2 separate regions of the Homo sapiens genome follow, and region 2 is linked to region 1. Evidence: chromatin loops called from intact Hi-C (ENCODE). Cell type or tissue: tibial artery. All regions are shown on one strand. Links, peaks and the distances in the headings refer to the core of each region. The heading gives the core; the rest is flanking DNA. Region 1 overlaps PFAS (phosphoribosylformylglycinamidine synthase). Region 2 overlaps ARHGEF15 (Rho guanine nucleotide exchange factor 15).

The links. Hi-C counts contacts between places; a loop is a spot of excess contacts. Peaks named below come from ENCODE experiments on the same cell type or tissue, not always from the same donor. Only the 100,000 strongest peaks of a DNase experiment are listed, where the experiment ranks them.
Region 2: it touches region 1 in a loop (2.6-fold over the local background); 18 of 110 quality-filtered maps call a loop at or near these places.

Annotation. Positions count from the first base shown.
Region 1 is chr17:8,260,809-8,263,711 of GRCh38, reverse strand. PFAS (phosphoribosylformylglycinamidine synthase) reads right to left here. Exons shown (of 28, transcript NM_012393.3): 12 at 719-792; 13 at 447-603; 14 at 76-137. Among named protein-coding and RNA genes, the nearest start is that of PFAS, 13 kb to the right of the region's middle. In tibial artery, for the core only: no CTCF peak of the experiment used is centred there; no DNase peak of the experiment used is centred there.
Region 2 is chr17:8,311,414-8,314,316 of GRCh38, reverse strand. It overlaps ARHGEF15 (Rho guanine nucleotide exchange factor 15), which reads right to left. Exons shown (of 16, transcript NM_173728.4): 2 at 1,677-2,326; 3 at 1,063-1,395; 4 at 762-816. The coding sequence starts at 2,277. Among named protein-coding and RNA genes, the nearest start is that of ARHGEF15, 2.6 kb to the right of the region's middle. RefSeq lists an enhancer at 707-1,208. In tibial artery, for the core only: no CTCF peak of the experiment used is centred there; no DNase peak of the experiment used is centred there; H3K4me3 peaks cover 284 bases; H3K27me3 peaks cover 2,500 bases.

The sequences.
Region 1 (2,903 bases), core at 120-2,619:
GCAAGAGAGATGGGTGGAAGCGGGCTGGGGCTGGCAGGGGTGGGAAAATGTCACACTTCAGGGGACGAGACCCACCTGGAAGCGGCTGGTGTAAATGATGGCTCCAGCTGGGTCACTCAGCTCTTTTAGGACATTGCCTGGTGAGAGGGTTGCAAGGAGAAGCAGTGACCTAGTGGTGGTCAGGCAACAAAGGGCAGTCCCTGGCCTCCAAAGGGGCCTGTAATTTGGTGTGTTCCTGTGTCAACTGCTGCCGCACCCTTACCACCAATCATCCCACGGCAGCAGGCTTCCACCCTTCCAACCCTGAACCTGTCTAGAATGTACAGAGCATGGAGAATGGGACCCAGAGCTGGGTGGTTGGTTGGAGATTCCTGATACCTCTCCCTAAACGAAACCTGGCAGGATACCAGGCAGGCCCAGTCTCTTGTTCCAACTCCTTTCCTCACCATTGCCACCAGCGCCCTGATCATGAAGGCTGCAGATGGGGTTTCCCTTGGGGGCCTCCACACAAGCCCTGATCACACGGTTCATCTTCTGTTCCATCTCCGGGTCTCCTCGCTGCACAGCCCCAAAGTCCAGGTCACTGGTGTTATCTCCCTGCACCTGGGGGCATATATGGCATAGCTCAGCTCAGCGAGACTGGAAGCTCCTATACGCTCCCCTATGCCTGGGGCCCGGTTATATCAAGGATTCTGCACCTTTAGCAATTCCCACTCACCTGCACAGATGAAGCAGCTCCACCTCCAACTCCAATCCTGTAGACGGGACCTCCAACCTTTACAACTTCCATGCCTGTAAGAAGGGAAGGCAGAATCAGAACACTGGGGAAGCCACGAGAAGAGGCCTCGAAAGCAAGGCAGCGTGAACACAGAGGAAGCTGATGTTAGGGAGAAGCCTGACCAGCTTTTTTTTTTTTGAGATGGAGTCTCGCTCTGTTGTCCAGGCTGAAGTACAGTGGTGTGATCTCAGCTCACTGCAACCTCCGTCTCCTGGGTTCAAGCGATATTCCTGCCTCAGCCTCCTGAGTAGCTGGGACTACAGGCGCCTGCTATCGTGCCCGGCTAATTTTTGTATTTTTTCAGTAGAGACAGGGTTTCACCATCTTGGCCAGGCTGGTCTCAAACTCCTGACCTCAGGTGATCCGCCCACCTCGGCCTCCCAAAGTGTTGGGATTACAGTCGTGAGCCACCCTGCCTAGCCCAGAAGCCTTACCACTTGACTGGGTTGATAGGAGAGTAAACTGATATCAACTACGGAGGACGATTTGGCAATAACAACCAAAATGACAAATGCACACAGTCTCTGATTGGGTAAATACACTTTGAGGAAGTCATCCCGCTGATTTATTTGCACAGGTATAAAATCACCTACTTACAAGATTAAACACCACAGTAACGTTTGTATTAGCAAGTACATGAAATAACCTAAAGGCTGACAACAGAGACCTCATTAAGTAAACTATGGTAAGTCTATACAATGAAAGACTAAGCCACCAAAAAAAGAGAATATAGGAATGTAATGAAGTAATATGATTTCATCAATATGAAATTATTTCCAAGATATACTGCTAAGCGAAAAATGAAAAAGGCAAAAATATCTATGTCTATTTACAGTAGCATCAAAAAGAATAAAAATAATTAGGAATAAATTTAACAATAGAAGTAAGGCTTATACACTAAAAACTTTTTTTTTTTTTGAGATGGGGTCTTGCTCGGTTGCCCAGGCTGGAGTGCAGTGATGCAATCTCGGCTCACTGCAACCTCTGGATGCGGAAGGGTCCTGAAGCCTGGGGGCTCCAGGGTAGAAACTGTGGGAGAACTCACCCATACTCCCAGCACTTTGGGAGACTGAGGCGGGCGGATCGCTTGAGCTCAGGAATTCGAGACCAGCCTGGCTAACACAGTGAAATCCAATCTTTACAAAAAATGCAAAAATTAGCCAGGCATGGTGGCCGGAGCTTGTAGTCTCAGCTACTCAGGAGGCTAAGGTGGGAGGATTGCCTGAGCCCGGAAGATGGAGGTTGCAGTGAGCTGAGATCGCACCACTGCACTCCAGCCTGGGTGACAGAGTGAGATCCCATCTCAAAAAAGAAAAAAGAAATAGGAAAGGATCTGAATAGATGTTTCTCTAAGGAAGATATACGCATAGCTAACTAGCATACGAAAACATGCTCGGCCAGGTGCGGTGGCTCACGCCTGTAATCCTAGCACTTTGGGAGGCTGAGGCGGGTGGATTACCTGAGCTCAGGAGTTTGAGACCAGCCTGGGCAACACGGTGAAACCCCATCTCTACTAAAATACAAAAGAAATTAGCTAGGTGTGGTGGCACGTGCCTGTAATCCCAGCTATTTGGGAGGCTGAGGCAGGGGAATTGCTTGAACCCGGGAGGCGGAGGTTGCAGTGAGCTGAGATTGCGCCATTGCACTCCAGCCTGAGTAACAGAGCAAGACTCTGTCTCTACAAAAAAAAAAAAGAAAGAAAGAAAACACGCTCAACATCATTAGTCATTAGAGAAAAACAAACCAAATCCACAATGAAATACTGCTTCATACCCACTATTATGCCTTACAATCAAAAGGACAGATATTAACAAGTGTTGTCAAGCATGTGGAGAAACTGGAACCCTCACACACTGCCAGAGAGAATGTAAAATGGTACAGCTGCTTTGGAAAACAGTTTGGCAATTTTTTGAAAAGCTGAACATAGTTACCACATGACCCAGCAATTCCACCCCTAGTTATATACCTGGGAGAAATTATAACATATGTTCATACAAAAACTTGTACATAGGCCGGGCGCGGTGGCTCACGCCTGTAATCCCAGCACTTTGGGAGGCTGAGGCAGGCGGATCACGAGATCGGGAGATAGAGACCACCCTGGCTAACACGGCAAAACCCCGTCTCT
Region 2 (2,903 bases), core at 299-2,798, 50 kb before region 1:
GAATGGACACAGATAACTTCTGATAACAATGGTGAATCTAAGATAATTAACAATCCTGGATAGCATAGAAGAGATGGTCATGATTGCCAAATAGATTTTCGGACAATAATTGCAATAGAAGCTCAAGGTGAGGGAAGGGAGTTAAAATGGTGCACTCACTTACTCTGGACCCGGCTCTTCACAATATCATATCCCCACGATTCCATGAGGTGGTTCCTATGCTTAGCCCCATTTCACAGATGAGGACACTGAGACCCAGGAAGGCTACAGATTTTTTTTTTTTTTGAGATGGAGTTTCTCTCTTGTCGACCAGGCTGGAGTGCAGTGGCACGCTCTTGGCTCCCTGCAACCTCCATCTCCCTGGGTCCAAGCCATTCTCCTGCCTCAGCCTCCCGAGTAGCTGGGATTACAGGCACCCGTCACCATGCCCGGCTAATTTTTGTATTTTTAGTAGAGACAGGGTTTCACCACGTTAGCCAGGCTGATCTTGAACTCCTGACTTCAGGTGATCCTTCTGCCGCGGCCTCCCAGAGTGCTGGGATTACAGATGTAAGCCACCGTGCCCGGCCTTCTATAAGATCACAGAATTGATAAGGGCCAGAGCTGGGATTCGAAACAAGGGCTGCTTATCTCTAGAGCCCTGGCCCTTGTCCCCTCACCTTTGTGGAGGTGGGATTTAGCTGGAGCTGAAGGTTAGTCTGCCCTCAGGTAGAAGCATGGTGGGGAGAGAACCAGGGAGTAGGGGTGGGGGTGTTCAGTACCTCCCCTCCACAGTTGCTGGAGGAGTATTCTGAGGAGCTTCATCAGGACTGTCCCCTGGAGAGAGAAGCCAGAGTGAAGAGAAAAAAAAACTCCAGGATCCCCAGCCAGGACTCCCGACTCCAGCCCCAGCAGGGATGGTTACTATAAAAACTGCAACTCTCTTCAGCACCAGAGCAGCAGCTGGTGGGGAAGCAAAGAGCCCAGTGCCTGTTGGGGATTGTAGTTTGCTGGGCTTTAGTTCCCCCCTGCCTCTCTCCTGTCCCCTCACAGCCCAGAGGTCCACTCCCCCAGGCCCTGCACCTGTTTGGATTCCATCTTCAGAAAGCAGATCAAGATCTGGCTGTGGGGGGTCCCCGAAAATGGTGGCATCCTGCCTGACACGAGTTGGTTTGGGAGGCTTGAGGAGTGGCAGGAGTTTGCGCTCAGCAGTGGAGCGGTAGGATGTGAGGACAACGGCAGGGTGACCGATGCTTGGAGGGTGGGGGCGGGAGCGAGAGGTCCGCAGCGGGGAGGCCCGACGGGGGACCCTGGGGACCTCCTCATAGCCCCCCACAGGCACCCATCTGAGCTCCAGGCCAGGCCGGGTGGTGTGGCAGACACAGGGGCAGCAGGGAGGGCAGGCCAGGCCAGCATCTGTGGGAGACAGGTAGCCTAAGGAGAAAGCCCTTGGGGCCCAGCTCCACCCCCGCCCAGACCATCTCCATCTTTAACCTGCCCAGCAACTGCAATATCAAGGTCCAGGCATCTATAGATCTCCTCCACCCTGACTCCCTTCAAATCCCGACATACAGAAACCAGATATCCCAAACATTAACTCCATTTTTGAAAAGGTAGCCCCTGAAAGTTGTTAGCACTGAAAACGGAGAAGATGGGTGGATTGAGGTCACCCAGCGCCCCCCACCCGCCACACTCACCTGGAGCACCGTTCTCCTGGGACCCACTCCCGGTGAGGGGAGCTTCTCTCTCCCCATTCACATCTGCTCTCGCTTGGAGACCTGGCTCCGGGGCATCTGCATCCTGAGCCCGGCCTTCAGCACCCCCTTCAAACCTGCCAGCCAGCCTCCGCACAGTGCCAGGAGCTGAGGCAGAGCCATTCTGAGCCAGGACTCCAGCCATGGGGAGCAGAGGCGTGCAGGGTGACCCAGACGGCTTGGGTGGGGGGACTGGAGACCGGGGAGCAGGTTCTGGGGAGGCGGAGCGCCGGGACACTGGACTAGGTGTGGGGGTGCTGGAAGGTGAGTCTGGGGAAGTCTGGGAGTCGAGGCTGGCTCTAGAAGCTGAGGGGGGCAAAAGAGCAGGGGGCTTGAGGGATGCAGCTGGGGGCTCCCAGAAGATGGGGGTGCACATTGGGGTTGGTGCATCATTGGAGTTTCGGGGTAGTTCTTGTGGAGAGGAGCCATTGTGGGGAGGCCCTGGGGACTGGGCAGCCCTGGAACGAGAAGGAGGGCGGGGGCGGATGATCCGAGGGGGCTTCTGCGTGGGGGGTGTTGCTGCAGGAAGGGACTGGGCTGACATCTTCCTCTGTGCTCTTCAAAGGAGTGAGGTGCTCTGCTGGAGTCATCCCCTGAGGAGGAGGGAGGGAAAGAGAAAGACCCTTAGTGCCCCACAGGGAGGGTAAACTGGGGCCACTGGAAGGCAGGATTTTGAAGTCAGGAGGGAAGGCTGGTGTGGGGGTTCCAGAGAATCCATAAAACTCAATACGGGATACAGCCGCTCCGTGTCTGCCCACTGAACCGTGTGTCCGTGGAGTGTGTTGTGGAGGTTTGTGTGTGGTTTGTGTAGGGGGTGGCATGGTGTGTTGTGAGTGTGCGAGTTCTGTGCTTGCCGGGTGGGTGTGCAGGGGGAGAGTGGAGCATACGGTGTGTGGTGTGTGGCCCTTTAGGAAGTTCTCGGTGTGAGTGTCTGAGATAGCGGTGCCAGGGTGGGTGTGCCATGTGTGTTCTGCGCTGTCTGGGTCTGGGTGCCGTGGGCGCGCCTGTCCGCCGGGCCTGGGCTGCGAGGCGTGCATCACTGTTTCCCTGCTCCACTGGCCCTCCGCCCCCCATTTCCCAGTTCCTCTCTCCGGACTCTCCCTTTCCGGATTATTTTTAGTCTCCTTTTCCTGCCATCAAGATTCTTGGAGCCTCTGACCCCCGGAGATG